Linked DNA regions of Mus musculus: region 1 is linked to region 2. The links are chromatin loops, found by intact Hi-C in ENCODE. Cell type or tissue: left cerebral cortex. All regions are shown on one strand. Each heading gives the region's core, and the rest is flanking DNA. Links, peaks and the distances in the headings are about the cores only.

Region 1 (3,207 bases), core at 459-2,958, 130 kb after region 2:
GTTTATATATAGTGACCCACGATATAAGAGCAAGAAATGCATTTTTTGTAAACAGTAAAAACCTTATGCCTTGAGGACCATATAGGCTATGTTAATTTTGTCATTATATGGAATCATCCAGACCCATGAATGATGTATCAGTGAATGAGCACTGCTGTGTTCCAACAAAGCTATTTAAAAGACAATAAAACTATTTTCATATACAGCAAGCTGTATTCAGAATGTGAGCCATAGTACACTGACCATGTCAGCATGGTTCATCCCCAACAGAGATCATAACCAGTTCTCTCTGTCTGTCTCTCTGTCTGTCTCTGTCTCTCTGTCTGTCTGTCTTTCTGTATGTCTCTGTCTCTCTCTCCTCTCTGTATGTGTGGTTACAATGTCATGATAATAGGCAAGATCAAGAAGTGAACTGAAGGCACCCTATCTTACAATGAAAAAAAACCACAAATGCTTAAAACCTAAGGTGTGTTCTATCAGGGATTGGATGAAATATGCAATCTGGAGGCAGTTGTTTTTAAGTAAGGAAAATATAGTGAGCAGGCACTGCCAATCAAATCCCTGGCCAAATCTTGGCAAGTTTTCTTTGCCAGTGTTGCCATCCCACGGACAGTGAGAAGCACTGTGGTGGTCCTTGCCTCCATTTCTCTTCCATCTCTCTGTGCTTACTTTCACTTTTGTCCCCACCGCCCCTTTTTTCTTTCTCATATCCTAGAAGAATGAGGTCTCAGGAGCATGGGAAGCAAGCAGCATCACACTCTCAAACAGGTTCAGAAGAGCAGCTGTTAATAATTCATGGCAGCCTTCCTTGGTTCCCTCTCCAAATACCGTGAACACAATGGACTCCTGTGTCACTAGAATACGAAACAATGACCTGTCTTATATCCACCCTGGGTTGGGCAGGGTGTGCCCTGGTCAGGAAGAGTCAAGAAAGAGCATAGAAGATACAGCAGCCACCATCACTCATGTCTCAAAAAACTTACTGGGCAGTCTTCCAAATTCTCATTATATATTTGTCCTGGTCTTTAAAAAAAATCAACATGATTAGCTACTTTGACAAATGCACTCCTCAAAATACAAACAGTGGTATTTTAAAATCATAAAAGTAAAAACAAAATTTTAAGTACTGTGTGCTTTGCTTATTTCACTGATATATGTATATATACCTGGAATCCATTTGTTAAAAAATCTCAATCTTTGAAAGGATTAACATACACTTTAAATGGAAATCTTCATATGACTAAGCTTTTCAAGTAGTTTCTTCTACTTAATATTTAACATTTACTTCACCTTTTGATTAAACCATTGGAACGGCTGGAAGAATTCCCATGTGGGAAAATACCACACTAGGAGTCAAAACAATTGTCAGCCACTAACAATCCAGCTCAAAGTGGTCAAACAAATTTTCTAGAGACAAAACATGGTGCCATGGTCACTAGGGAGGACTAGGAGGGACTGAGGCCCAGGAAATAGCATGTCAGGATGCCCTGACGGGAAGCTGTAGATAGGGAGAGAGCCTCGTAAACAAATGAGATTAAGGAAATCTGGAAATTAGAGAAAAGAGAAGAGGATGCCCGGGTCTGTACAAAGACGAGAAACTATAACAGGTTGGTGGCAAATCCTGTCTGCTTTTCTAGTTTTCCTGAGGATGAGCTCAGCTAAGAGAGCTAAACATTGCCTCTGCTGGCACAGGAGCAGCAGGATTCTGCTTCTGCCAGGAGGCGGAGGAGGTGTCCCGTGGGTTGCTGAATACCCCTTAGAACAAACCTCCAGGCTATTCTTTGTTTGACTGCTTTTCACAACCTTCTATGAGCAGCACTACACTCTTGTCCCCTCTTCTTGCCCAGACTGAGAACTTTTAGCATCATGTGAGAGTGACTCTAATTCCTCTCAGAATGCCACTGATATATACAAGAGGTTTTATGAATTCAGATTCAATCCATGAATTCATATTACAGCTAGCCCTCTTTGTCCTCAAATGTGCGTGCATACCATTATGTTTTTCTGTTCTTCTCAAATGATGCCCTTCATCCATCCTGATGTCTCTCCTTCCTCATTAATATTTAATTCTCGAATTATGTCAGAGCCCAGAACTCATTGCAATAACATCCCCTTTACTGTTAGTAAACATGTCTAATTAGTCATCCATATAAAATTCATCCCCTTAGGCAGAAGGACGGTATAATGCTTAGGCATACTTTTTCATATATAGAAGCACAGGTTTTGATTGCTACTCCATCTTCATCCTTCATGGTGTCCCACGACTATAAGTACTCAATAGAAATGTGTAATCCCAATGATTTATTCATTAATTCATTTACTCACGAAATGTCTGTTAAACAGCTATTGTCGGAAATAGTCTTTCAATTGGTAATAGTACAAAGATATGATCCTGTAGAGAATTTTAATCCAGGAATGTGGCTGTTTTGGCAAGGGATAATAGCCAAAGGTCTTCTAGGTCTGTGTGATCCCAGCTGGTAATACAGACACATCTTTAATCTCAGGAGACAGAGGGAAGCCAATCTCTGAGTTACTGGTTAGTTCATATTGTTGTTCCTCCTATAGAGTTGCAGACCCTTCAGCTCCTTGGGTGCTTTCTCTAGCTCCTCCATTGGGGGCCCTGTGTTCCATCCAATAGATGACTGTGAGCATCCACTTCTGTGTTTGCCAGGTACTGGCACTCCCAGTAACTGGAACCCTCTATCCTGAGTTTCCTGATTTAAAAGTTAGTCTAGTCTCTGTCTGCTTATCTTATCTTTCAGACTCTTGGAATACTCTCTGAGGATAGCCTGCCCATGCCACATACGTCCTATAAGAGTTATTCACCAATTTCACTTTTCACCTTTGAAAGGGAGTTGTCCGAGATCAGGTATATGATATGGTATATAGGTTTACAGATCTGATATGTTGACACTGCAGCTGTTCCCTCTAGACAGAAACTGGATCCTGAAGGTTCACAGCACTTTGAACAGAATGCCAGAGAAAGAGTTCATAGGAAGTAAGGAGAGGAAAGATACTAAAGACAGTTCCACAAAAACAGCTTTCTAGCTTTGGGCTCACAGGGCACAAGGTCAAGCCAGACTAGAGCTGCCTCATCTCGTCTCCCCATTCCAAGAGAGGATTCAATTTGCAATAATTCTGAATAGGATCCTATATGGTGTCATTCTGCGCAGGCTATGCAGGAAGAATATCTGCATACGGTACTGA
Region 2 (3,207 bases), core at 468-2,967:
CGAGGAGACTAGGTCAGCCTGCTGTGCTGAGCCTGGTCTGGAAGACTGCAGAGGCTGGAAGACTGCAGAAGCTGTTTCGTGTGCCTGGGCCATGAAATCGCTGCTGAAGGTGCTGGGCACCCATTGCATGCAGGAGCAGCAGACCTAGGTTCTGGGGCGTCCCCTCCCTCAGATTACTCACACTTCGCCAGGCTTCAGGAAGAGGCACTTCCCCCTCTTGTTCCTAGGAGGTTGTCACACCTTTCTTTCTAGTTATGACTGGGAACTGATCTGTGAATAAACACATCAACTCTAATGATTAACCTGCCATTCGGTTCCTTCTTTTACAGCAACTGAAGGAACAGAAAAACGCTGGGAACAGAACTAATGAGGTGAGCATCTCTGGGTGGCTAGCGGGTCCTAACAGAACTGTTCTGTTCCGAGAGGACGCATCAGCGTCCTGGGACCTGATGTGGAAGAGGGCTCGGGGTATCTGTGGGGATGATAAAAAACACTCTCCTGTGTACTTTCTGGTTGAAAGGCAGTTTAACCCACAGTCTCATTGGCCCTACAAAGACAGCCAATCGGACGGGGCGTGGTGGGCTTTCATATTGTTCACCTGGGTAAAGAAATGAAGGCCCGGACATTAGCATGGTTTCCCCCAGAATGCACAGAAGAGCTGGAGAGGCTGAAGGTGACTGCCTTGGTTAGGGTTTCCACTGCTGCAAGGAAACACTGCGAACAAAAGCAAATGGGGAGGAAAGTGTTTATTTGGCTTAACTTCCACATTGTCCATTGCTGAAGGAAGTCAGGAGAGAAACTCAAGCAGGGAGGAACATAGAGGCAGGAGGACATCTGGTTTTTGCTACTTTGTGGGTTCTTCTTTCTTCCACCCTTTTTAAACCTCACCCTTTCAACCCCCTAACACTAGATAAGAGAGAGAGAAGAAAAAGGATAGAGAGGAAGGGAAAGAGATCCCAGAATAAAGTCGGGCTTGGAAAGTTGGAGTGATGTTATTGTTAGACTACTTCCTGCGGATTCGAGGCTCCTCAGGGCCCTAGCATTTATTTATCCTCTGAAACTTCCCAGAATTTCAAATGTCACACGATTGCAGAAACTATCTCTAGCTGGCAGAATTGTGCTTCTTCTGCTATAGCATGAGGCACGTCAGTCAGCTGCCGAGGACAGTCCCAAGCAGCCCCGTGTCCCCCTACCTGGAGCTTAAACGAAGACATACTCAGAATATTTCTGTGTTTTTTTTAAAAAGAAACCAAAATTTCAGAATTTTCACTCCATGGGAGCTGATGCAGAGGCTACGGAGGGGTGCTGCTTACTGGCTTGCTTCCTCTAGTTTGCTCAGCCTGCTCTCTTATAGAACCCAGTCCAGGGATGGCACCGCCACCCACAGTGGGCTGGGCCCTCCCCATCAATCACCAATTAAGAAAATGCCATATAGCTGAACCTTATAGGGGCACTGCCTGAATTGAGGTACCCTCCTCTCGGATAACTCTTGCTTGTGTCGGGTTGACAGGAAGTTAGCCAGCACGGTGACTGAGTCTGAAGATCTAGTGTTGCCGACGGTTCCCTGCCATTGCATCCCCTACACCGTAGCATTGCTTTGTCATAGATCCTGTTTTTACAACCTGGACCTTAGAAGTTATGTTCTTGATGACTGAAAAATGAGAAATGGTTGGGCATGGTAGTGCAGGCCTTTAATCCCAGCAGTTGGGAGGCAGAGGCAGGGGAATCTCTGAGTTGAAGGCCAGCCTGGCCTACAGAGTTCCAGGACAACCAGGGCTGTTACATAGAGAAACCCTTTCTCAGAGAGAGGGGACTTGGGGGTAAGAAAATAAGGGGATGAGAGATGAACGGAGGGATAGTCTGGGCCTGGGTTGGTTTGAAATTGTCCTTGGAGCACACGTTGTTGGCTGACGTTCCATTTCACGACCACTGGAGGTCACTGCAGCTACAAGACAAATGCTGGTCTGTGCAGCCCAGACATCGCCTCCTTCGCAGTCTTTGTCACCTTCTAGGTCTAGCAGCTATCTCTATAGTTCCAAGATGGTGTGACACAGAAGAGCTGTGTATGGAAGTCACTTTGAAACTATCCCTTTCTAGCAAACCAGAGCACTTAGGATCAAACATATGTGGGTTAGCACTTTCAGGAGAGGCTCTGACTATTAAGACCCACCCTCACTTCCACTGCCCCTGCCAGGTGTGCAGTCTGTGGGAGCCGGCAGATGGCTGGAGGTCAAGGGGTCATAGCTCGTGGATAAACCCACTTGTAGTTGCCACTTTTCCCACTGGCGTTTCTGTCTCTGAACACATAATCCTTGCCATAATTACAAACGCCTTTGAGGGAACACCAGGAAGCTTGGGATAGTAAAATCTGGGTATTATTGAGTTCTGAAGTCCAAGTTCTGGATCACAGCTGGTTTGAGGATCTCTACAACCTATTTGGGTTTTGAGAGCTCTTTTCTTTTTGTTTTGGAAGGGGCCTCTCATTGTCACCGAAGAACTTCACTCTCTTAGCTTTGAAACCCAGTTGTGCCAGCCAGGCTTGGTGATTGACCTGGAGGTAAGAGTTACAGTTTCCTGAGGGAGAAAACATGCTATCTTTACTTCCACAAAGGCTTATTTTTTCAGTTTTTATTTCAGCCTTATTTACCTAATTGTTAAAAAATAGGATCCCTTTAAAATTATCAATATTTAAAAACTTTTCTGTGTATGGATGTTTTATCTGCATGTATGTCTGTACACCACATGTATGTGTGGTGCCTGCAGAGGCCGGAAGAGGGCATCAGATCCCCTGGGACCCAAGTTACAGACAGCTATAAGCCACCATGTGAGTGTTAGGAATCAAACTTGGGGCCCCTGGAAGATCAGGCAGTGCCCTTAACTACTGAACCATCTCTCTTCTCCCCAAAGTGGTCTTTTCCAGCTAATACTATGTTGACGTTAATGATCTAGGAAGCTGGAGAGTTGGACTAACCTTAAAATTTTGCAAAAGAAATGTCCTGATTGTGCTAGCTAGCCACTGTTGAGTGTTTAGCTACTAGAAGGGAGCTTGAAATGATTCCAAGGTCTTTGTTCCCTTTCAGACCACCTCTCTTCCTGTCGTGGTGATCTCCAACGTCAGCCAGCTCCCCAGTGGCTGGGCGTCTATCCTGTGGTACAACATGCTGGTGACAGAGCCCAGGGTATGGAAAACACATGTGCTTTAGTACG

Evidence for each region. Peaks named below come from ENCODE experiments on the same cell type or tissue, not always from the same donor. Only the 100,000 strongest peaks of a DNase experiment are listed, where the experiment ranks them.
Region 1: a loop joins it to region 2, with 2.5 times the contacts of the local background. A loop is called at or near these places in 17 of 42 quality-filtered maps.

Annotation. Positions count from the first base shown.
Region 1 is chr1:52,278,684-52,281,890 of GRCm38, forward strand. No RefSeq gene overlaps it. Among named protein-coding and RNA genes, the nearest start is that of Gm31867, 22 kb to the left of the region's middle. In left cerebral cortex, for the core only: a CTCF peak has its summit at 1,684; a DNase peak (open chromatin) is centred at 1,706; H3K27ac peaks cover 1,327 bases.
Region 2 is chr1:52,144,821-52,148,027 of GRCm38, forward strand. Stat1 (signal transducer and activator of transcription 1) reads left to right here. Exons shown (of 25, transcript NM_009283.4): 15 at 330-371; 16 at 2,474-2,557; 17 at 3,081-3,179. Among named protein-coding and RNA genes, the nearest start is that of Stat1, 27 kb to the left of the region's middle. In left cerebral cortex, for the core only: CTCF peaks have their summits at 1,923 (motif pointing right) and 2,752 (motif pointing right); a DNase peak (open chromatin) is centred at 1,956.